2 separate regions of the Mus musculus genome follow, and region 1 is linked to region 2. The links are chromatin loops, found by intact Hi-C in ENCODE. Cell type or tissue: left cerebral cortex. All regions are shown on one strand. Each heading gives the region's core, and the rest is flanking DNA. Links, peaks and the distances in the headings are about the cores only. Region 1 holds the start of Rbsn (rabenosyn, RAB effector). Region 2 has its middle 38 kb from the start of Prickle2.

Evidence for each region. Peaks named below come from ENCODE experiments on the same cell type or tissue, not always from the same donor. Only the 100,000 strongest peaks of a DNase experiment are listed, where the experiment ranks them.
Region 1: it touches region 2 in a loop (2.6-fold over the local background); 3 of 42 quality-filtered maps call a loop at or near these places.

Annotation. Positions count from the first base shown.
Region 1 is chr6:92,212,460-92,225,032 of GRCm38, reverse strand. It overlaps Rbsn (rabenosyn, RAB effector), which reads left to right and starts at 10,163. Exons shown (of 12, transcript NM_030081.3): 1 at 10,163-10,322. In left cerebral cortex, for the core only: CTCF peaks have their summits at 5,394 (motif pointing left) and 10,062; DNase peaks (open chromatin) are centred at 5,380 and 10,115; H3K4me3 peaks cover 674 bases; H3K27ac peaks cover 193 bases.
Region 2 is chr6:92,738,120-92,750,692 of GRCm38, reverse strand. No RefSeq gene overlaps it. Among named protein-coding and RNA genes, the nearest start is that of Prickle2, 38 kb to the right of the region's middle. In left cerebral cortex, for the core only: a CTCF peak has its summit at 6,857 (motif pointing right); a DNase peak (open chromatin) is centred at 6,886; H3K4me3 peaks cover 437 bases; H3K27ac peaks cover 353 bases.

The DNA of each region.
Region 1 (12,573 bases), core at 2,343-10,342, 530 kb after region 2:
CAGCCTTTCATTTTGTACCTCAGGAGTGTTTTACTTGCCACAAATCAGAGAACTTTGAAATGTATTTTGAACTGAACTAAATTCTCTACATATTTTTTATCTCTTAGAAGCCCAAAGATCATGAGGGTCACATAAGAGACTGCTGTCTGAAAGTCACTGGCTTGAAGGAAGCCACCCTCTCCACACTGCTCAAGGGTTTTGTGGAAGGCTTTGTTCTTGAGCCAATGTGAAACAGTCCTTTGGTAAAGATAGCCTCTAAGACATCTCCAGGCCCCTCTGTGGTGTTTCCAATCCACCAATGGTTTCTTAGGGAGGTAACGTGTTGGTGTTGAGATAGGGAGATACCTCCCACCTTCCTTCCCATTTCCCTTCAAGCAGATGACATGGAGTTGGAATCAGAGTATTCAAGTGACCAGAAGTTCAAATAGGTAGAAAATTCCATTTAAAAATGATATTTACGGGCTGGAGAGATGGCTCAGCGGTTAAGAGCACTGACTGCTCTACCAGAGGTCCTGAGTTCAATTCCCAGCCACCACATGGTGGCTCACAACCATCTGTAATGGGACTCCGGTGCCCTCTTCTGGTGTGTCTGAAGACAGAAACAGTGTACTCATATATAAAAAATAAATAAATCTTTAAAAAACTGATATTTACTTAAAATTACATTTATTTGGGACTGGAAAAATAGCTCAGGAGTAAAGAGCACTTGACTATTCTTCCAGAGGACCTAAGTTTGGTTCCCAGAACCCATATCAGGTTGCTCACACCATCTGTAACTCCAGTTCCAGGGAGCCAATACTACTGGACTTCTCAGGTACCTGCACTCCTGTGCATATACTCAAATGCAGACACACACACCTCCACATAATTAAAAACAAAAAGAAACGTTCAGAAACGTATTTGAGTTATAGTCTCACTGTAGAGCTGAATGAGCTGGTTTTGAACTTGTGGATGAGTCTCCTGTCCCAGCCTCCCTAGTACTGTGAGTACGGGTGAGCCACTCTCTACTCTCCTCACTCACGTTTTCTCAGTCAATGCTATCATGCTTCTAGGAATGGGTACCTCACACGCTCAGGGCCAATCTTTGTAAGTACAGCCCCATTCTGCTAGGAATGCTTGGCTCTCTTTGCCTCCAGACCAGGGTCTGATTTCTCTCTTGGGACATCCTGTGGGTCTTTGCTGGGCCCTCTGGGCCCTCAGACTCTGAGCTCCCTGCCAAAGAACCTCTAAAATGCCTTCTCTAGATTTATAGGGTCTGGGTCCTCCTGGCCTCGGCTTGCCCACAGCCCATCTTTCTGACAAGGCCCAGTACTCAGGGACCCCATGAGAGCCAACACGTACCAGACATCACTTCACTATGCCTGATTTCAGAGCAATCAGAGATGCTTACTCTGCTAGAGAACACTGTGTCTACAGGAGAGAGCAGCAGGTCTAGAGCCACCAGAATACTAGGGTACCCCTGTAGTGACAATTTTGGAATTTTAGTTTCTTAAAAAAAAACCAGAAATATTATAAGAATATGTTTTCATTTTAATCCCAGGTATGGGATATGGGGCTGCTTCAGATTGTCCACAGCAGGTGACTATGATTTGCCTCATGCTCTAGTGGGGACATGAGTTTGCCAGCTGCACATGGTTTCTGTGAATGTGTGACATTTTAAATTCTGGGGATTTTTCAGAGGGTTTATAAAGACTAGAGCCCTGAAAGGGGTTGTTGGTTGTTTGTTGTTTGTTATTGGTTGTTGTTGGTTATAGTTTGTTAAGTAGTTGTGCCCAAAGAAGAAACACCAACAAGAAGAAATTAGATATTCTGATGGTGATGATCAAACTTGCGCCAAGGAACTTGACATCCCTAATGAGCAGGAAGAAGTCTAATGTGACCCCCTTTCTAGCCCCTGACTTTATTCAGGGATCTCTTTCCTTTCCTCACTATCCCTTTTCCCCCTCTTATCTAGTGTTAGGGGGTTTAAAGGATGGAGACAGATAGAGGAAAGAAGAACCTACAAAGTAGTCAAAGACAACTACATCCTCCCCCCTCAACTTTGGCCTCCCCCTGGACAGGCCTGAATTCTCTGGCATGGGAGGGCTATGGATCTAGCTTGATTGTAGATACTTGCTTCCAAGTGAAAGTCCTGGTTTTGATAGCCAACAGTATAATAATATAATATATTGTTATATATTATAACAGTGAATTTATAATAGTCAATAAATAAAATACTTTTTTTTTTTTGGTTTTTTTCAAGACAGGGTTTCTCTGTGTAGCCCTGGCTGTCCTGGAACTCACTTTGTAGACAGGATGGCCTCGAACTCAGAAATCCGCCTGCCTCTTCCTCCCTAAGTGCTGGGATTAAAGGCGTGCGCCACCACTGTCCTGCGAATACATTAATTTTTAAAAGAGAAAAACAAAAGAAAACAAATACAAGCTCAAATAAAGAAAGAAAACAAATATATCTAACCTAAAATTTTACACCTAGATTGGGCTTTACATTTTTGAAAGTGAATTGTTTTCAAGAGAAATGACAAGCAACTTATAGATCTTAAAAGACTGGACCAGAGATCCAGCCACAGCTCAAGCCTTGGAACCTCTGAGGCTTGAGAGAGAGAAGGGGGCAGGGGGATGGGGAGAGGCTGGGGGATTCACTCAGTGGTGGCTGGTTCTAATAGTGGCTATACAGTGAGGCCACATGAGCAAGTTTACAGCCTCCCAGGTACAGCTGTCTACTTTCCAGAACAGTCCAAGTGTTTGGCACCAGCATCGGAGCTCTCTTGGCATTGTACCCCAGCAGCTCTGTGCACCTTCTGCTGGCACCTGGGAGTAGCCTCAGCTCTTTCACTGAGAGAAGGGACTGGGACTCTGAGCTGAAGGCAGGAAGACTGGTCAACTTATATAAGCTGTGCTCTAGGATAGACATTTAACCAGAGGATGCTATTTAAAGTAAGTGGCCAGGAGACACGTGGGAAGCCACTATCTAGCACATGGGTGCAGGACTCAGGCAGAAGTGGGCGGCCCCCAATATTGGTCATCAGAAGTGTCACCTGGTGTCAAATAGAAATGGGGGCTGAAGGCAGTGGCCAGACATCACGGGGGAGTGGAGAGCAGGCTTTAATTAAAGTGCTTAATGCACTCATCGACGTTTCTATTTTTTCATGACTAAAGTCTCACCCGTTCCCATCCAGAGTTCCACTAATGACAAGCAAGGGTCATTCGTAACTTGTGGAGTTCAGTAAATAATTCCCAAGGCCAGCCCCTGTTCAAGCACAAACCAATGAACTGCAGGGCAAAGGTGTGCTAAGAATAGCTCACTGTGTATCAGGCCCTGTGGCCCTGCCTACGGTAGTTCAGTCCTCACTTGGGTCCTCAGAGTCCCATTTTTAAAGAAGAGGAAAGTGTACCAGGTTCAATAACTCCTTCAAACACTCATAGCTGGGACAGCATTGGAGCAGCCAGGCTCTTGAAGAAGTTTCTATTTTCCTGGTCACAGGTTTGTTCAGGAACTAGACGTTTGTCCTTGGGACTTTTTCACATGGAGTCCCTCCTCTGGGAAGGGGTGGAGAGAATGACCACTGGAAATGGGTCTATCTGAGTGAGGAGTGGACAGGAGGAAAGGTAAGGATGCGTAAGGACAGGTAAGCAGAGAAGGGGCTTGTACAAAGACAGGGAAATGGAGAACAGCGCATAAACGGGGGACTATCTGTCGGCTGGGCTGCAGCTCGGTGGAGAGTACTAGCTGGTGCTGGATCTCATCTCTGGTGCTGCAACAAACCAAACCAAATAAAAACACCAAGCAAAGGAAACACAATGTAGCCTGGTAGGAATGTGTCTGGAATAGGCTCCGAGTGGTGCCCAATGCGAGGATCCCGGTTCAAGGGTCCTAGATACTAGAAACAAGCCAGGGTTTTCAGAACAAAGCAAAGAGGCCTGGGTGCTCCCTGTCTCTGTCCCTCACAAGAGAGATATGGGCTCTGCCCCATTCCTTATATCAGCTGGTGTCCATCCTGGGGCTGGGGAGACACCTAGGGACGGGGAGAGACTGGTTGGTAGAGGGTCTGCCTGCACAGGATGACCACGGCTCAAGGAGAAGGAAAGAGTTCACAAGTCTCCCTTCTAACTGAGGCGCTGTGGAGAGTTGATGGTTTCTGGGGAGTGAGAGTCAGCTTTCTTTAAGGGCGTGGCCACCGAAAGCTCAGTCATGCTCCAGTACATGGCCCCCACCCAGGAGCTTATAGGCAGCACAAACTGGACTAAATGGATTATTGGAAAAGAAGAACAAGCAACCTGCCAGTTAGCGACACATGCCTTTAATCCTAGTCACACGCAGGTGGGTCGCTGTGAGTTCAAGGCCAGCCCGGTGTACAGCACAAGTTCCAAGATAGTCAAGGCTATACAGAGAAACCCTGTCTTGGAAAAACAACAACAAAAAGCAACAAACAAGGAGAGCACATGAAGACCTTGGGGAGGAGATGGTGGTGTTTCTGGAAAGAATTAGGGGAGAAATTAGGGTGAGCATGACCAAGACTAAGGAACCATCTTTGCGGTACTTGGAAGGAGGTCAGTCTATTTTTCTCAGTGTTTCAATGTAGGCTGGCCTTGTGGCTTACTTTGGTCAGCAGAAGTGATACTGTTGTAGCTCTGGACTCAGGCCTAAGGGACCTCATCTGCTTCTGCCTGCTGCCTTTTTGTGAATAAGCCCGAGTCTATCTGCCGGAACCGCCGAGAAAGAGTGGGAAAGAAGTCATTTGGTCAAGCCAGGGTCCTAAGCCTGCAAGAGCATCCTAATACTGAAAAAGGTCATTTCTCCTGAGCCTGTCAGATCCTCTGGGGCTGCTGAACAGAGGAGGGGTATGTCTGACTGAGTTGGCACAGGGAGAGGTCAGAAAGGAAGGGCAGGAGGGAGGCTGCTGCAGTGGTCCCATGAGAGATGGCAGGGTGGCTGCAGTGCTGTGAGAGTGGACATTATTCAGATCTACTCAAAGTAGGGTGGCGGGAGGGACCTGCTGATGGATTGGGCATAGGAACCAAGGAGCAGAGGAATCAAGAAGGCCAAGGTTTCCACCCAGAGAGCATCTGGGTGGGCAGAGGTGCTCACAGACTCTACTGGCTCCAGGTCTAGCAGGTTGTTCTGGGGCTCTATACAGAAATACATATCCAGGCTCAGTAGAAGGCGCTGGTCCAGTCCAGAACAGGAGGGTGTGTCGTGCTGCTGTTCAGTGTGGACACTGCAGTTTAGTTTAGGTGAGTGTGTGTGTGTGTGTGTGTTGGGGGTCAGGGGCTGGCTCTCCTCTGCTAGATATAGGCAGCTGACTGAAAAGATGGACTAGCCAAACCTCTTCTGCAGACACCTGGGCCATTTGTATGGGTCTTAAGTGGTTACATGGCACCCTCTGGTGGCTAGCATGGCTCTTCACTGCCCTCTGATTATCCTGGACTTGGACTTTGGACTTTGAGCTCTGGTAAACTTGTTCTTCAGGCAGAAGGCTTGTGAGCCCGGGGGATGGATGCCTCCCCACAGCTTGGTTTGCTGAGTGGACCAGTGAAAGATAGTGAATCTAAATCTCAGATGAGCAAGTGGGTGTACCCGGGGACAAACATCTGGAAGAGGAGGTGGCTTGAGGGGCCAGTCCCATGCTCAGCGATTTGCTTACTTCTTAATCTTTCCCACTTACCTTTTTAGTATTTATTTCTGCTTTCAATATATTTGAGGAAAAATACACATGAAAGAAACAAGCAATATCCACAATGAATAGTAAGCCTCACTCTAGCCTGGGTCTCTCAGACCTAGGGGCAATGCTATGATAAGTGATGTTTCAAGCCAGAGACCCATGATACACCCTTTAACTGGCATTTATCTGGCACTTGGTATGTGCTAAATACCATTGTAATAAAAATTTACTAATGTGTATTCAGGTTTGTGTGTGTGCAAGTGTGCTGGTGTGTGTGTGTGTGTGTGTATATAAGTAAGGGAATGTGCTTGCATGTGAAGGCCTGAGGTCAAAATTGGGTGTCTTCCTTATTTACCATCCACATTGTTTTTTGAGGTAGGCTTTCTCAGTGAATCTAAAGCTCACCAGTTTGGCTAGACTGGCTGTCCACAGAGCCCCAGGGATCTGCCTGTCTCTTCCTTTTCAGTAGGGAGAAGAAGGAGCAAGCACTTTCTCCACACCCACTTTATTACAGGCATGCTCTGACACACCTAATCTTAATGTAGGTTCTAGGGATCCAAACTCAAGTCCCCATGCTCAAGGGTCACCTACCTTACTGACTTAGCTGTCTCCTCTGCTGGCTGGACAGCTGGCTGGCTGGCTGGCTAGCTGGCTGGCTGGCTGGCTAGTTGTCTAGTTATCTGCCCTTGCTGGTTGTTTGGTTGTTTGTTTGGTTGAGACAAGGTCTGCTGAAGTCAAAGCTGAGCTCAAACTGTGGAACTGCAGCTGTACTTGAACATCTGATCTTCCTTCCTCCACTTCCTAGCTGTTAGTTTTCCAGGCTTGTGCTGCCACAGTCAGCTCACTCGAAGCACTCTTGACCCCTGCATCTTGAACCAGTTCAAGGTCTCAATCCCTTGGACTGAGAAGTGTAAGGTTTGCTGCTACTGATGACTGAGGGTTTAGACACCCTGAGCTGAGCTCTGTAGCACTACTCCTCAGGAGCACCTAGGACTGAGGGCCCCAGCACCCGTGCTATAGACTTCTTTTTCCCTACTCAGATTTCCATCTGGGTAAAAAAGCCCCTCTCTGCTTATGTCCTGAGCTGTGCTCTGCAGCGGCCCTATATTTCCATTTGACACAGCCTAGCCCAATATCTCATCTGCCTGTTCTACAGGCCAAGGTAAGGGCCTTCCATAATCAGTCATGTTTCCATGTGCCCTCAGCAGGGTGTGCCAACCTCAGCACTCAGCATTAGGCAGGGGTCTGGGCCTGGTATTGGGCGCAGCTCGCCCTTTGGGAACTGTGCTCAATTTCCCCGGATGTAAGTTTACCCACATCACCATTTCCCCTTCAGCTTCTTTTTTCTTAATACCCTGTCTAGGCATGGTCTATGTTTGATGCCTACAAGATGCGGACCAATACAGGAAATCTCAGAGGTCAGGCCTTCACAGGGGAAGGGAATGTGAGTATTGTGAAGGCCTCAAAGCAAGATGACAACGATCTATTCTCACCTGAAAGTTGAGTCTTGGGCAAGGCATTTAACTATTCCATTTGCAGCTTCTTCGTAAATTGGAGAGTACCTCATAAGATTGAATGATGTTGAGATGTTTAAAGCCTATAGAATAGTTATCATGTACTAAATAAATATTACTCATTATTATAATTAAAAGGGAAACTGTAATAGAATTGTCCAGAGAACAAATAAGAAAAACACTGTTTATAAACTACAATGGATCTATGCTGATCTGTTCCACTATCATTTCTAAATTTTTTTATATGTATTGGTGTTTTGTCTGCATGTATATGTGTGCACTGCATGCATATCTGGTGCTCATGAAGGTCAGAAAAGGGCGTCAGATTGCAGGGTGGGTGCTGGGGCCCTAACTGGAACCCTCGGAAGAGTGACAATTGTTCTTAATCATAAATATCCATTTCTCCTGCCTCTGGTTTTGTTTTTTTGGAGATAGGCTCTCAAATAGCCCAGACCCTGTTCTCACTATGTAACAAGGCTTTCTTAATCTCCTGATCCTCCGGCCAGTGCCTCTCAAGCACTCAGATCGCAAGTGTGTTCTGCCATGCCCAGAATGCCCCATCATTCTTAAAGGATCAGGAGAGGGCTAGAGGTGCAGCCCAGTGCCTGCCTAGTGTGTGCAAAGTTTCATTCCCAGAGCTTAAGAAATGAAAATCAATACAGCAGTAGCAGCCAATCCACTGACTTCCATAGTTATCCACAAACTGCCAGCTTGCTTGCTGCCATTGCTTTGGAAACAAATGAGGTCTGAATGTGATGTTGGTTTTGTAAATGATGACAGGCTAAATCATGGCTGAATTAAGAGGTCTTTCACTGGCATCAAATAATCATGCTCATCACATTCTGCCTCATTCTGGGTCTCTCTCTGTCTCTGTCTCTCTGTCTCTGTCTCTATCTTTCTCTCTCTTTGTCTGTGTGTGTGTGTGTGTATGTGTGTGTGTGTGTGTGTGTTGGGGGAGGGGAGTGCAAAGGCAGATGTTGGTGTCAGGCAAAGCTATACTTGTCTCTGGCATGTTGGCAAGAGTCCCTTTCTCTGCAGAGTTCAAAGTTTTAGAGAAAGCAGACTTTGAACCATAGTTCAATGGTATAGCATTTATCTATCCTGTGTGAGACCCTGAGTTCCAATTCCAGCACTGGAAAACAGTAAAGCCAAAAACCAAACAGACACAAATAGTTACCAATTTGGAAATAAGAAGAGCCTGCCCATTTTGAGTCCCACTTTCTGTGTGCATGTGGGAGAACTGAAGAGTAGAAGGCAAGGGACACATTCAGAGTCACAAAGTAAGATTTTCTTGGAGGCAGGAGCTCAGGTCTGTGGAGCCCTAGGAGTTGTCCTCTCCATACTCAATGCTGTTGAGCTGAGGAGGTACGGTAAGGAGCCTAGGCCAAGAGACTGGCTTCATTTCATCTGCACAAGGAAGTAGAGACTGTGACCACCTTCAGACAGTCATTCCCAGAGTCAAATGGGTCAAGTGCCACAGCCATGCTAGGCTGGGATGGAGGCAGGAGGGATGGAGGCCACTTTCTGGTTCCAAAGACCTGCATCTTCCCTGAAGCTCCCACTTCTGGGGCCCAGGTTACTGCAGTCTAGATGGTGTGCTGGCTATAAAGCAAACAGACCTCAATAACAGATGGGTCTGTCTCTGTACCCTGTGGTTGTTGCATGGTACAGCTAGGTTCAGACATGACTGATCTGCCATACTGTCTTTTGTAAATTGCAGGGGCTATTCCTGGTTGTCAACTTGACTATATCTGGATGAACTACAATCCAGAATTGGGAGGCTCACCAGTGATCCTAATCTGGAGGCTGAGATAGAAGTTTCTGACCTGAATCTTGGCATGGAGATCTTGAGGCACAGTGGCTATGAATTCCAGAAGATTAAGACAGGAAGATCTCCAAGTCAAGGTTATCTGGGATTAAAGGTGTGGTGGCAGACACCTTTAATCTGGGCCACACCTTTTGCTGGAGACCTATATAAGGACATTGGAAGAAGGAAGATTGACACTCTCTTCTTCAACTGCTTGCCTTGTGGGACTGAGTGACTGCTAGATCCTTGGACTTCCATTCACAGCTGCTGCTGACCATTGTTGGGAATTGGACTACAGACTGTAAGTCATCCACCAATTCCCTTACTATATAGACTATAGAGTTCTGTGACTCTAGAGAACCCTGACTCATACATAAATGCCACTTATTTTGCAGAGATCTAGCTACCCTCATACTTTTTTATGCTTTTTTGAGATGGAGTTTCATGTATCCCAGTATGGCCTTGAACTTGCTATGTAATTGAAAATTAACTTAAATTTTTGGTCCTCCTGCCTCCATCCTTAGAGTATTGGTGTTACAGGCATGGGTGTGTGGTGGAAATTGAGTCCCAACCAGGATCAATTGAGCCAACTTCCAATCCCTGACACGACTCCTCAACGTCTCTACTTTCTTTGGCTCAATTTCCACGTCTTTCTGTCTCCTCAATGTGCTGAACATAACTTAGTCTCTCGCACTCAGAAACTTTTTTTTAACAACAACAACAAAAAAGTAAAAAAACAAAATTTTGTATGTGTGTTTTGCCTGCATGTCTGTGCACCACATGTGCAGTGCCCATGGACTCCAGAAGAGAGCATATAGGTAGCAGACAAGCAGTTTTTCAAACCTGGGTCCTTTGGAAGAACAACCGCTGTATTAAGGCATTTATGCAAAAATCTCAGAAACTTTTTAACGGTCTCTAAATAATGTTAGCGCTGCAGGCACATTATTTAAGAGCCAAAGTCTCAGTTTCCCCACCTATAGGGTGAGTGAAGGGCGAGTGTAGGGTTTCACATCGATGTGTTGCTAGGACCTGAGAGAACTTCGCAGTTTACCTCCTCCTACTGGGCCCGCCCCGTTGCGGCAGCGCCTGCGCAGCATCCTCTTCCAGGTTCAGTGCGCTCGAGGACTCGGCGCTCGACCGCCGCGTGTCAGTCTGTCTTCCGGTTTCTGCCCGGCGCGCCTGTCGAGCGCCGAGCCACTGATGGCGATGGCTGCCACTGGTCTCTGAGGAACCTCGTAGGCCGGCAGTCAGAACCCGAGGTGGAAAGGCAGGCTGCCGACTGCCTGTCGGAAGCCGCAGGGAGTGAGAAAGGGTGTCGCAGAGAGCGCGGCGGTGGCTGAGGTGGGTGTGACGTGTGGTTTGAGATGACGATGCGGTCGGGAGATGAGGCTTTGCGGGCCTCGGCGCCGCGCGGGTCTCTGCCCGCGCCGTGACGTGTTGCGTGATGTCCCGCAGAGTCGCGTCCCGCGGGTGCGCGTGGCCGTGCGGATCTCTACAGAGCCCCCCGGCTGGGTTTTTCAATCCAGTCTGGAGGCGAGAGTTTGCACAACTGGCCTTCTGGTTGCGGCATCAATTGCGGTGGTTTGTGGTGGCACCTAATTAAGTGACTTTATGTTAAGGTCCCCCACTTCATTCGCGGAACCCTATTATCCCGCTCTCCGAGTTCTCGTGGTGATGGCGAAAATCCCAGGCTCTCCTTCCCGGCTGCTGTCTTGTGTTAGTCACTTCACTTGTGTATAGGCTATGGCACCCCAGGCAGCTGCTGTGAAGGCATCCTGGAGGGAGCCTGCCTTGAGTAAGGGGCGTTTCTCCAGGGTGAGAACTGAGCTGCGATGTGTGGCCAGGGTGCACGGGGACGACTTCTGTTTGACTTTTTCTTCAGGATGAGTTGCAGGCGGGGAGGAGGCAGCTGTCACACCCAGAGGATCCTGTCAGCCACTGGCTGGGGAGAGAACCGGTCGGACCTGAGGCTGGCTGTTTAAGTGATGCCTCAGATGCTTTCCGGGATGGGTCTGCATGTGTGTAGTCTCTCGATTTATTTATTTAATCTCAAGACAAGGGTCTCACTATGTATCTATGTCTGGCCTGGAACTTGACATGTAAACCAGGCTGGCCTCAAACTCACAGGTATCTGTCTGCTTCTGCCTCCCACGCCTGTCAAATTTCTTAATTAAAGGAAATAACAGGCACCTAGCGTCCTGTTTAATTTATTTTCTGAGTTGCTGTCACCCTTCACCTTTGAGGACCAGATGGTACCCTCCTCTGTGCCCTCTGCAGCACACCACAATTCTAGCTACACAAACTCCCACTCTGTGCTGTGATATGTGGCCTCTAAAGTCTTGGAAACAGATTTCTTTGCTTCTGTGAAATGATTTTATCCTTGTTCTCAATGGTTAGGAGTCTTTCAGGGTCACATCAACAGTGACTTTGCTGTAGTCCAATAAGACAGAAAATGTAAGTTATTAAGCCCTGAAATGTTTAAGTATCAGATTTTTCTGTTGAAGGGCAGAGAACATCAGACCTGCTGCCCCACTGTTCTAATTTATAAAATCTAGTAAACACATCAACTCACTGTAAATGCAAAATATAATTTTCACTAATTTTATCCATCCATTCATCTAAACTAAGCGACAGTTTGCTATGTTGGCCAAACTGGTTTTGAAATCATAGATTCAAGTGAGGATCTTCTGCCTCAGACTTTTCAAAGTGCTGGAACATATTATCAAGCTGCACTGATAAGTTTCTTCTTTTTTAAAATCTTAATTTAAAGATACATTTATTTTGTGTGAAGGGGCTAGAGGACAGGCGTGTGTGGAAGCCAGAGGATAACTTTCAGAAGTGTATTCTCTCCTTCCACTTTTATGTAGTTCTGGTGATCAAACTCAGGGTAGGTGGCAAGTGCCTTTACACTGAGCCATCTCTCTGGCTCTTGATTTTTTTTTTTAAATACTTCTCTTTAAAGAAAAGTTGAAAGGCTTATTGTTTGTATTTGTTATTTTTTCTTTTTGGTGTTTAAAAAAATGACATTAACTTGTTAAAATATTTTGTGTGTGTGTATGATGTGTGCACACTCTGGTGTGGTATATATATATATATATATACATATATATATATATATATATATACACATATATATATACATATATATATACATACGTACATATATATATATATATACATATGTACATATATATATATATGTGTGTGTGTGTGTGTGTGTGTGTGTGTATGATGTGTGCACACTTAGGTATGGTATATATATGAAGATCAGAGGACAACCTTTGGGAGTTGATTTTCTACTTCTACCTTTAGGATGGTCCTGGCAATCAGACTTAGAAGGATATACTTTACCCACTGACTGGCATACACTTTACCCATCTTGTCAGATCTTGTTTTGGTTTCTTGAAACGGAATGTCACTGTGAAGCCCAGGCTGGCCTCCAGCTCAGGTTCCTCCTGTCTGCCTACACATCCAGAGTGCTGGCATTATAGTCATGAACCACTACACTTAGCTTCTGGCCTTTGTATTTCTAGCACATGTGCCTAACAACTACCAAGAGCTCAGTATATGTGGCAGAGTAAAAGTAGTGTTC
Region 2 (12,573 bases), core at 2,978-10,977:
GGATGCACTAAGTGAAGGACCGTTTCTTGAAAGTCAGTTCTACTGCACTACCTGGGGGCAAGGATAATCCATTTCCTAAGTGTATGAAGGAGGTAAATTCAGGAGCACTCTCATGCAGTGTTATGGGTCTCTTGTCTTTGTCAATTTTGTACCTCTGCCATGGGTAAGAGATGTTCATCACACAAAGGTGTCCCTACTATTATCCCCCTCCTGTGTACTCTAACTACACAGTTGCTCTTACACTATATAATGTCTTCCTTGCAAGCAGGTGTACTATACCTGTTCAGGAAATACCACTCTGCAAACAGCTTTGGAGACAGAGGCTCTGAAGTAGGCTGTGGCTAGACAATAGATCTGGGGATGAGTTACGGTACTTACTTGTCCCCTTGGCAATGAACATTCTACCCACCAAACAGCAAGTCTGTCTGTCTCAACCATTTAAATTGCCACTCTGTCGAGGATGTGCTGTGTCTTTATTTTGAAAAAGCCCCTGAAGTAGCTTTGTTGGAGGTTGCATGCAGAGGACCTTAGGGGTAGGAAAGAGAATGGTGCCTTAGAGGAATGGAGCAAAAGATCCAACCTATGGCTGAAATCAACACTGTGATGAATGCAAAAACAAACAAACAAAAGAAAACCAAACAAACAAACAAAAAAAAAAACACCAAACCACATTACTTTATTCTGTATAGTGAAGTGACCGTGGCTTTCTCTATTTGCTGAGTGTGCTGTAGGCCCAAAGATATTGAGAAACTTGGACAATGTTGCATAGCAGAGGTAAGATGTGAGCCACAGAATCAGGGAAGTAAATCCTTGCTCTATCCCAGGGATCTTCAGCTGCGGATGGGGATCAGCTCCCGGGGACAGTTGACAATGTTTGGAGACATTTGGGCCTGAGCAGCTAGGGCTAGGGCTCTGCTCTGCGGGGTGTCATGGGTAGAGGTCAGAGATACTAGTAACGTATCTCCTAGTGCCCCAAGTCACAGGACAGGCCCAGAGTTAAGATATCTCAAGAGGATAAGGCTGCAGGCTGCAGACGTTTGGAAACTTCCTTGGCTCCAGCTCAGACACATGTGGCACTGCTTGGAGTGGGTTTCTATTCCTGGCAAGTGGATCATATGTCATCTTGGCTTCATTTAGTTACTTATACCGCACCCTCTTCTAGACAGACTGTGAAGCTGCTAACAAGGAAAAACAAAAAAGCTCTAGGTGTGTGTCAATTACCCAAAGTGAGGGGCTAGCTCAGTGGGTCAGTACTGTACTTACCACTCAAACTCAAGCAACTGAGTTAGACCCCCAGCCCTGGCACCAAAACCACGCAGCATGGTGGCAGAAGCTCGCAACACCTGTGCTAGGGTGGCAGACACAGGTGGACCTGTGAGGTTCACTAGTCAGCCAAACTAGCCTAGGCCAGTTTCAGTGAAAGCCTGTCTTCAAAGGGTGCTCCTGAGGAATACCACCCAAGGTTGTCCTCTAGTCTCCATGTGTATAAGTATACATATGTACACACACAGTCACACACACTCATGAACACAGTCCCTCAGACACATGGACACACATAGTCTCTCTCTCTCTCCTCTCTCTCTCTCCTCTCTCTTTCTCTCTCCCTCTTCCTCCCCCCACCTCCCTCCCTCTCTCTCTCTCTCTCCCTCTCTCTCTCTCTCTCTCTCTCTCACACACACACACACACACACACACGCAAAGCTAAAGAGCATATACATAGGTGGAGATATAGGATAGAAGCAGATATAAGACTTAAAATGGTCCCAATCACATTTCTAGCTACTGCAGATCTGCTGTGAGATTGTGAATAGTGTGTCCCACCTCTGCTGGGCTCATGAGCCTTCATCTCTCAGTACCTGAACCTCAATATTCATCTGTCAGACAATCTGCACCTCAAAAGCAAACAGATCTTTTTTTTTTTTTTAACTGAGTGTGTTTTACTAAGCCTCCCCAACACAGTGGAGGAATGGTAAGTACTTGTGAAGAGACACTTTTTGTTTTTTTCAAGACAGGGTTTCTCGGTATAGCCCTGGCTGTCCTGGAAAGCACTTTGTAGACCAGGCTGGCCTCGAACTCAGAAATCCACCTGCCTCTGCCTCCCAAGTGCTGGGATTAAAGGCGTGCGCCGCCACCACTGCCCAGCATGAAGAGACACTCTTGTGAGAAGTCTTGTAATATTGTTGTTCGCCATGGTGGTAGTGGTGGTGGTGGTAGTGGTGTGTGTATGATGTATGTATATGGATGTGCATGTGCAATGCACATGTGGAAGTCAGAAGACAGCTTTTAGGAATCAATTCTCTTCCTTCACCTTTACGTGGGATCCAGGAATTGAACTCAGGCTTCCAGGCTTACAAGACAAGTGTCCTTCCTCACTGGGCTATCTCACGAACGTCTGGCATCTGACGAGATAATCTTCTCAGAAACATAAGTCTTCTGCCCAACCACCCCCACCCCCCGCCCGCATGGAGTTTCTTTTCCAGTAAGAGACACAAAGCACAGAGGCTAGCAGGTACCAGAGTCCACACCCATGGTGCATTTGTTCTATCAGATCACTGAAGGGAATTTCCAAGTGTCATTTATGCTAAAATGAAGGGATCAAACAAGAGACTCAAGAAACAAGGAAGAGGAGAGAGTTGTTAGATGTGAGGTTGGGGATTATTATGTTAACTTGTAAATATGTAACCTGAGCCCGAAGGAGCAACTGACACTGTCACAAACTGGAAGCCAATGTATCAAGGGGAAAGATGGACAAAACACCTTGGGTGGCATTTGAAGAACCCAAAGGAAGCCAATGCCCCAAAGGGAAGTGAGGGCGTGAAACAATAATTTAGGCCCTGTGAGACATGCAGAATTCAGTCTTTTCCCTGTGCAGTAGGGAAGTGTGGAGTGGGGACCATGTAGGACTATGGAGTGGTGCCATTGAAGGTCACTGAGTGTCTCCTTTCCCTTTTCTTTTCTGAATAAAATCCTCAAAGAATCTGAGGATGAGCTTAGATGTCTGGTGTACACAAAACCCTGATTCATTCCTAGCTTGTTGCATTCCTATAATTCTAGCACCTAAGATGTAGAGGCAGGAAGGTTAGGAGTTCAAGGTCAAGTTGTAGTGAGTTCACAGGATACATGCAGCCCTGCCTCAAATAAATAAACAGATACTTTAGAAAATAAAACAACAGCAACAAAGCTTCAAGCTAACAAAACAGCAAAAACCCTGCATCTTAACAATAGAAACAGTATTATGCAGTCAAGAACCATGCCTGTCTCTTGGAAACAAGAGTTGGGAAATAGTCATTTCATCTTTTAAGGTCTCAGTTTCTGCCTCTGTAAAATGGAGCCAACAGTAATGTCATGTGATTATTGTGAAGATTAAATGAAAATTTATGTGTTGAAAGCCAGTCTGGGTATTATATATTTATAATTTATACTATTGATTATTATATTATCTATAATATATAATTATGTGAGTCTTTTATGACAATTATCTCCAAAGTCTCAGTCAAAGGAAGAGTAGAGCTGATGTTATATTCATGTATTGATTGGTTCGTTTACCTAGCATTCCTGTAAGCTAGGACACTTCCTATAAAACAATGAATGCTGCCGGGCAGTGGTGGCACACACCTTTAATCCCAGCACTTGGGAGGCAGAGGCAGGTGGATTTCTGAGTGTGAGGCCAGCCTGGTCTACAAAGTGAGTTCCAGGACAGCCAGGGCTATACAGAGAAACCCTGTCTCGAAAAACCAACCAAACAAACAAACAAACACAACAACAACAAAAAAAGGATGCTCAATAAGGGTTCACTTGGGCAATGAAATTTTGAAAGATCTGGAATTTAACTCAAGTTCAAAAATTGAGGACCACACTTGTCTTCTTCTTAGCTAGAATTGGACTTGGAAAAACAAACTTTCATTCTCATCTTCTGCCCCTGCTCTTCTCCTTCCTCTAGCCTTTTCTCAGAGGACCCCAGACAACTGAACTTTTCTGTAATATGAATAGGAGATCGATCGAGGACACCTCTCCTATGACCGGTTGCCTTTGAAGTCATCTCTATAATTTTGGAAATTGCAGTGCAAGAGGACCTGCATCGGGGTGGAAAAATCATCACAGACTTAGGAAATAAGGTAGAAACTGCTGACTGTTCAGTAACCTTGACCATGAGACTACATTTCCCAGCTTCCCTTTCAGCTAAGTGTATCCACCTGTTGTATCTCTGACACAGCATGTTGGAGAGAAGCCATACCCTGTTTCTAGGTTTGATCCATTACAACTTCCCTATCTTTCCCTTTCCCTGTCTCTTACCAGAGACTACCTGTTCCAAAGAGAGGAATTCCAAGAGAGAAGGTGGCCTGTGTCTTTGAAATGATACTCAAAAGAGATAACCTAGTGTGAAGATCATTTATTGAAGTGGGACGTGATTTTTTTTTTATTTGTTTGTTTTTTTTTTGTTTTTTGTTTTTTTTGGGGGGGGTTGTTAAGGTTTTGAGTTTGGGTAGGTAGATATTTACCATTGATATCATATCCAGTGTTACCTCAGCTATTACAGCAATGAGGTGGAGCCACAAAAGAAAGCTGAATGAAACACAGTCAGTCTTCTGTATCTACAGGTTCCCCTACCTGTGTACTCAATCAACCATCAACCAAAAGCAGAGTTAGGCTTATGTTTGTATGAGTGCTGAACATTACACTTTCTATTAATGGCATCATCTTCTAAGGAGCACAATGCAAGAGCTGTTTGCACAGCACTGATTTTGAACTGGGTACTCTGGGCGATCCAGAGATAAGTCAAAATATCTGGGAGGATATACAGAAAGTATGTGCAAACACTCCACACTTGGATTTTAGTTTTTACAGAAGGGTCAAGATTAATCCCCCTGTGGATGCCAGGAGCTTGCTGAGAAAGAGCACTGTGCGCTGATGCTGTACGATGACTCCAGTACAGACTGGGCAGGAAGTGTTCTGGTTCTGCCTCCACCACTTCCTGTCTGTGCTGTGCTTCTAAAGGCTCCGAGAGAGCTTTTTAAAGATGTGAAGTGTTCAGCCACCTGTCACTGAATCGTCGATCTCTTCTGAGGTGATTCTAGATTCTGGAAGAACCAGAGAGCCGGAGAGAAAGGCAAGTGTTTTTGTTGTTGTTGTTGTTGTTGTTTTGTTGTTGTTGTTGTTGTTGTTGTTGTTTTGTTGTTGTTGTTGTTGTTGTTGTTGTTGTTGTTGTTGTTTTTGGCTCTATTTGCCATTTCTGTTTTGGTTTAGAATGTAGAGTTTAAAATCTCCACGGGAAGAGTCCTCATCTTTTTGTTTTTCTTCTTTCTTTCTCTGTGTGGTGGCAAGTGTGGAAGCAGCTAGCTAGGGTCCATGACCAATCCTGCCTCTCTTGGAGTGTGGCCTCAGCCAAGTTTCTTTCCTTTCCTTGATCTCTGTTGAAGATATACCATCACCTCCCTTTCCATGTCCTCCTGTGGACACAATATAAAAGATGACAGCACAGTAATAAGCCCTCGTGTCTAAATGTCACACTTTCTGGTCAGGGTCTCTGCTAACCCTTTCCTCCTGCAGTCATTTTTTGAGCACCCATGGGGTTTTCAAGATGAAGCCTCTGCACTCAGAAGCCTAGAAATCTAGGAACTGGAAAATGTGTTCTATGTGAACAGATTTGTAAAATAATTTCAGTAAAAGAAATAAGGCTGGTGAGGAAAAGAATATTAGGACAGAGAAAGGGGAGGCACATATTGAATAGGGCAGTCAGGGAAGGCATTCCAAAGGATGTGGCCTCTTATGAGTCTCACAAGCCAATGGGTACCCAGTCGGCAAAGCTATAGATGGATTCATCTGGCCAAGAGAGTAGCTGGTGTCAAAATCTCTAGGTGGACAATGGCAGGCAGGAGACAAGGGTGGGGCTGGAGCAGAGGAAGTGAAAAACTACAAGACCAGCTGGGCAATATACTGCCTGGTAGACCATGAGGCACAAGATGTGAATTTTTAAGGTTTTGTTTTTTATTTTTATTTACTGTGGTATTGGGGATAGGACCCAGGGCTTTGTGTGTCCTAGGCAGGTGCTATACCACCGAGCCACAGGTTCAGCTACCACTGCAGGTTTGTAGTGCGGTCTTCAGGCCAACAGCAGCACTTGGGGGTTTGTGAGGAATGGGAATTCTCATGATCACTAAATCAGAAACTACAGGTGAGCCTCAGTGGTCTGTGGGGCTTCCAGAGCTTCTAGTCTGGTCTAGAAGTTGAGCGATTATCTAGCCATCTGGACAGATGAACCATCTAGAATCTTAAGGAACCATGAATACTGGGACTCTTCCTTCTGCCTGGCATCTTCAAGACATCTTTAGTTGAGGATTAGCTCCGTTAGTTCTTGGACAATTCCTAGGGTGATCGAAGGGCTACAGATGTGGAACCATTGCTCTACTGCCTTCTGAAGACAACAGGCCAGGGAAGTAGGCAACGCCCCAGCATGGGGAACAGGGATGGAAGCTTGTACTAAGATGGTATCCGACAACAGGAAGTGCATGGACCACTGTAAACCTATTTTGGTGGAAAATTCAACGTGCCTTTTATGCTGATGTGGGCAGGAAGTGGAACTTGCGATCAGCATCAGGTGGGAGATTAAGTAATGCTATCTCACGTTTGTGGGTAAGCCAGCCCCTAGACACCTTGGGACCACGGCCATTAGACCATACAGAAAATAGAGACCAAACCAGTTCACCTCCTTCCTCTGCCTGGCAGTAAAGGCTGTGGCGTCTGTAAGGAGGTTAGAATATTTAAGTTTCTCCTGAGGTTTCAAGGTCCCAGTCTCCCTTCCTCCACCTGGCTCTTTCACAGCTCCTCTGTGCTACCAAAGGACCAAAGTGGGGGAAATGACCATCAGGGGGCGAGCAAGACTCAGAAATGTGCTTTGCCAGGCGCAAGGCAAGTCTGGCACTTTGGGGTTTACCAGGTAGAAAAGAATTCGCAGGGAAATCAGAATCACGTGCACTTTACTGGGCAGCTTCTGCGCGTTAGATTCTGCGCAAGTGCATCTGGTGTTTTCTCGTTTAATCCTCATTAGGTGCCCCCGAGTTACACACACTCGGAGTTAGAATGACACTCACGGCCTGGGTCACCCAGGCAGACACACAAATGGAATTGTGCTCCAGCCTATCTGACTCTAAATGCGTGTCAGCAACAAATGCCGGCTCCCCAAGTAGCTCCTTGCCCATGGTAGTGTTTTCTTTCTCTTGGGGAGATGGCTGTGGAAGGTAGCATCACCAGCTTATATAAGGAAAGGCTGTGGAGTCTGGCTTTACATCACACATTTGCTGTGTGATAGTGAGTGAGTTATTTAGCTTCTCTGAAGTTTCCACAGCTAAATGTTTTCACAGTAAGCAGATACCATTTGTGGACCCTAACAGTGTGTTTTCTATAAGCACCATCCATAGCATAGAGTGTTCGCTCGCTGTGTGCTGTACACTAGACAAATCCTGGCCACGGGTGACTTTAAGAGTGCTTGGTACCTAGGTTGTGAAATTGAAGAACTGAATTTAAATTTTCAGTTACAATGAACTTAAATCTAAATAAGCATGTTTGGCTACTGGCCATGCTGTTAGCAATGCAGCTCTGTAACGTATCTATCTAAGTTCAAAAATCTACATATCCCCGGGGACCCCTTGGGCTTAAATTAAAATAGACTGTGCTCACCATTTATAGTCTGGTTTACAACAAGGTTTTGGTGCATTTGAGTTTGAAAGGAAGAAACATAAGAGAAAGGAAAAATCTATAAGTATTGTTAGGTTTTGTGCTCAGCAGGTTTTGTGAATTGAGGGCGGGGCTAGACTTTCCTAAGGGATGCCCCCCACCCCAACTCCTGCCCAGCAGAGCTCAGCACATGGAGGGGACTAGATGTGATGGGCAGTCTTATTTGCTCCCAGCCCCACTACCACCACACACACACACACTGCCTCAAGCAGAATTCTTTAAACATTTCTTCACCTTGTATTTGTAAGGCAGAACAAAGCCACAGTGTGTGTGTGTGTGTGTGTGTGTGTGTGTGTGTGTTCCATACAAATTCCCCTTCACCTATTTGCTGCCTAAAGAAAGCCTACCGTTTGAAGCCTCTCACACTTCCATTTACTCTTACAATTTTATAGACAGACGGTGTCACAGAAAATTCCTAAAGGTTCCAAGTGTGAATAATAAAATAATTGGCCCCCTCAAACAGTATTCCTGTGTCAATCTCAGTTTCAGAGCTGTCTCTATAGGTATTTGGACTTTGCCTTTAATTGGTGGCCATTGGTGCGATCTAGAGTCCACTGGCAGGCTACCCTGCAAAGGTCAGTTTGCATTGGGGACATTGTTATTCATGTCTCCCTGAGGGGCAGTCCTCTGACATTCTCAGGCTCAGTTTGCCTCCAGTTGTATAAGGAAACCTGAATTAGCAGGCACATTACTCCCAGAATATTCTAAACCATGAGCCGCGTTCCTTGTAGACAGATACCCTGAGCTGCTACCTTGCCCCTCATCTGACCCTGGCCCAATTACTACATAGCTGCTGTCTTCCAGAGACACTCTTGCCGCTGGCTCACCAGGTCCTTCTTCTCTGGGTGGCCAGTTACGCCCCTATATCATTTCTCACCTCCCCAGGACTTGCATTCTCTGTGGGTGCCCTGGATACTGACCTCATGTAGCCCTGATCACAGTAATTGGAGAAAGATTGATGGCTGATGGTGAACAGCTCAAGCAAAGGAGCTGATTTTGCTTCCCCGGGTTTGGGTTTCTTTCAGTTGCTTTGCTCTCCCTCGTTGCAGAAAGGTAGAGAACCATCTGCCCAAATGTCCTTCTGCCTTTTAAGACTCTTTTTCTGGACACAGTGCTTTGCCAATTGTGCCACTAAGGTTCCTTCGGGCTACATAGGGTTCAGATAAAAATAAAGGGCACCTTGCCTCTCTGACTCCACCTTGTACTAGAAGCAAAGACATCTACAGCCTGACAAGTAAGAAGTCCCCTCACTTTAATGTTCTCAGCATCCCCAGATTGTTGTGGCTTTTGTTCCCTAGAATTGTTATGTGTTCATATCTCACTGTCAGTGAGATAAGCATCAGAGTCTGTGGTGGTTTGAATGAAAATGGTCCCATTAGGCTCATAGGGAGTGGCACTATTAGGAGGTGTGGCCTTGTTGGAGGGGGTGTGGTTTCGTTGGAGGAAGTGTGTCATTTGGGGTGGACTTTGAGGTTTCAAATGCTCAAGCCAGGCTCAGTGTCTCTCTCTTCCTGCTGCCTGCTGATCTGGGTGTAGAACGCGAAGCTACCTCTTCTGTACCATGTCTGCCCACATGCCACCATGCTTCTTGCCATGACAATAATGAAGTAAACCTCTAAACTTGTAAGTCAGCCTCAGTTAAATGTGTTCCTTTGTAAGAGTTGCCATGATCACAGTGTCTTTTCACAGCCATAGAGCACTGAGACACAGTTTGAGGCTCTGAAGGACACAGGAACCTTCTGCCAGGCTTAACTGGCTCCTTAAAACAACCTGGTGGCGGGCTGGGTTTTCATGTTACATCATTGCTTGTTAACAACAGGATCATCCCGCATCCTCGTCCCCTGCCTCCCCTCTCTTGCCCTTCAACCTTGTCTCAAGAGAAGGGAGAAAGGTCCTACCCTCATATTCTGGCTTTGGCATCTTAAAATATTCCACTCCAGACCCCTCCTCGGCCAATGGTGACTGATCATTGGTCATAGCCCTTTGGTGTTGAATGGGCTCAGCCAATGCAGAGTCAGGGGACTCGGGGAAGAACAAGAAGTGGATATGGATTCCTTGACCCTTATATTTTGAGATTCCACTTAGCCAGGCAGTGGCCCCAGACTAAGGTCTCTGCTGCTTCAGACTGCAACTGTCATACTTGTCTCACAGGTGCTGATGACAGCTCCTTTCTCTTGCCCCTCATCCTTTGAGCATGCGGGTCCCTTTGCTGCCTCTACCCATGAATTCATGCTTCTCTCAGTATGTAAGTTTCTCTAGCATGTAACCCCTCTAAGTGCATATTTTATCTACCTCTAGTTAGCTTAGCTTGCGTGGCTCATCTGGCTTTCTCAGGTCCCTCACTGGTACATCTTGCTTTGGCATGTTGATATATTCAGCCTTTGCTTTCTTGCTGGTTTTGGTTGTTCTGTGTACCTTCCTACCTCCATTTCTCCTTTCATGTTTGGGGTTGAGATGTTTGCTAAATCTCCCATGATCTGAGTGTCTCAGTTCTGTTCTCTTTACGTAAAACGTCTACTCATCCTCCTTCTGCTTTCTCCTCATATCCTGCCCTCCCTTCTGTCTTCCCCTCTGCCCTTTCTGCTGGCCAGTTACACATATAAACCCCAGAGCTGGACCGCCTTGGCTTACGTCCCAGGTCATCTCCTAATGGTGTTGTGATCTAGCCTTGTATACTTTAAATTTTCACGTCTGGCAGATAGAGATAGTGATTCAGGTTGTCACAACAATTAAGCAAGAACTCAAGATGCCATTATCTCCTTCCAGTGTCTTAACTAGGTTGCCAAGGATTCCCTTCTTTGCCTTTCTATGTGGTCTCTGTCCCCACCCCTCCCACCCCTGCCCATCCATATTACCCATGGTTCTGAAGCAACCTTGTGAGTTCTGATCATTAAAGAAATCCTTTATCTTCTAATCCACAAAGAAATCCTTCCATTCCCAATATAACCAGAGAGCAAACTCTTGCCTGCTTCTTATACCTCAGTTTGCCTTTCACCCATACTTACTGGTAGAGGACAACAGAAGGGAGTTTTAAATTGCATTATTATTTTTAGGATCTCCTGTCAAATACCAACTATACACAGTATCACAGAGGGAAGCATCAAGAAGGAGATGCATGTGGCTCTCTTCCTACCAAAACTAGGCAGAGCAAGAGGGAGATTCTGACACCAAGTTCTAGCAGACTTAGGAGAGAGGAAACAGCACAAGAGAACACTGAGTGCTTATGGCTTTGCATTGGATTTCATCACCAGTCACAGCAGTTACCTTGGACATTTGGGAAGATCTGTGACCAGTGATGGCTTTATAAAGGGTTGGCAATGCAATTTGCTATTTCTAAGCACCTGAGAATTTTAAGAAAGGTATCAGGAAGGAGGGTGCATATGTGTGTGTGTGTGTGTGTTCACACAAACCCCTGACAAAGGGTTAAAGATACATTTACAATAACACCCACAGCTGAGCACGTTTTCCCGATGCTCCATTGATTTCATATTTTTTTCATATTTTTATTTTCTCAACAGTTTCCTAAAATAGCAATCTGTGCACATTTGTCTTCTCATCTAATTTTGCTTTAATAACAGTTGGGAAAACACAGCCAGATGCTTTCTTTAAAAAAAAAAAAAAAGAAGAAGAAGAAGATGTCATGTTGATATCTTCATGTTAATAACAATGTAAAAATGAATCTCCAAGCTCCAGAAAGCCACTCTTTCAGTTCAGCTGATAGCGAAGTTCACGGCCTTACCTCTTAAGTTCCAGGACATCACAGTCAGGATCAAAACCTAGATCTAACCCTCAACAAAGTCATCTAGCTAATCTTTTTCTCTTCTTCCTCCTCCTCCTCCTCCTCCTTCTTCTTGGAGCTTTCTAGAGAATCATGCCATAGACAGGCTTCCCTATTTAACATTAAATGTTGATTACCTAAATTGGAGGTGAAAACTCTATACATTTAGAATGTAGTTTTGAAGACCTTTTAATTTGCATTTTACACACACACACACACACACAGTAAATCACAAGTGTTTTTCTTCAAGTCTGCTTTTCTTGCTGTTTCCTATAGTCTTGTTTTCTTTGGTTTCATGTTCTGGAAGGTCCCTAAGACCAAAGACCTGCTGAGTATCTTGTTGTTTATTTTCCCTTGGGAGTAGGAAGTTGTCAGAGCCATTTCTTTGTATGACACACAATTGAAAAATTACATAAAGTGGGGACTATAAGATGGCTTAGTGAAGTGTCTCTATGCAAGCACAGGATTCTGAGCTTGAATTCCCAGTGCCAAGGGACTGAATGGACTCTATAATCCCAGAACTGCAGAGGCAGAGACAGGGGGAACCCAGTGCTTGTGGGCTAGTTGGTTAGGGTAGTCAAATCAGTAACCTCTAAGTTGAGTGAAGTGGAGGAGAATGACTGAAAAAGACACTCAATGTCAACCTGTGCCCCCCCATACACGTGTGTGTCCTTGCATGGACATGTAAATATACATATATAATGCATATATGTCAGAAAGGGAAACAATGTAATGTGGCTAAAAAATATATTTTACTTTTATTTCCATCCTAGCAATGCTTAATAAAAACATTAAGAAGAAAATTCCCACTAAGAATGTAGTACAATTTAAACTGGAAAGATTTCATAGAACATACATTTTACATATCAAGAAGCACACTCATAGGAGGAGACACTGCAGCTAAGAAGACCAGAGGACAGGACCTCCTTCATTTAAACAGACAGTGGCAGCATCCCTGTCTTACCCCTCCCTCCTTCCTGCTCTCTTTCTCCCATCCCCTAATTCAGCAAAGTTTGTTTCATTTGCTACTTACCTAATATATGTGGGTGTGGCAGGAGCTGGGG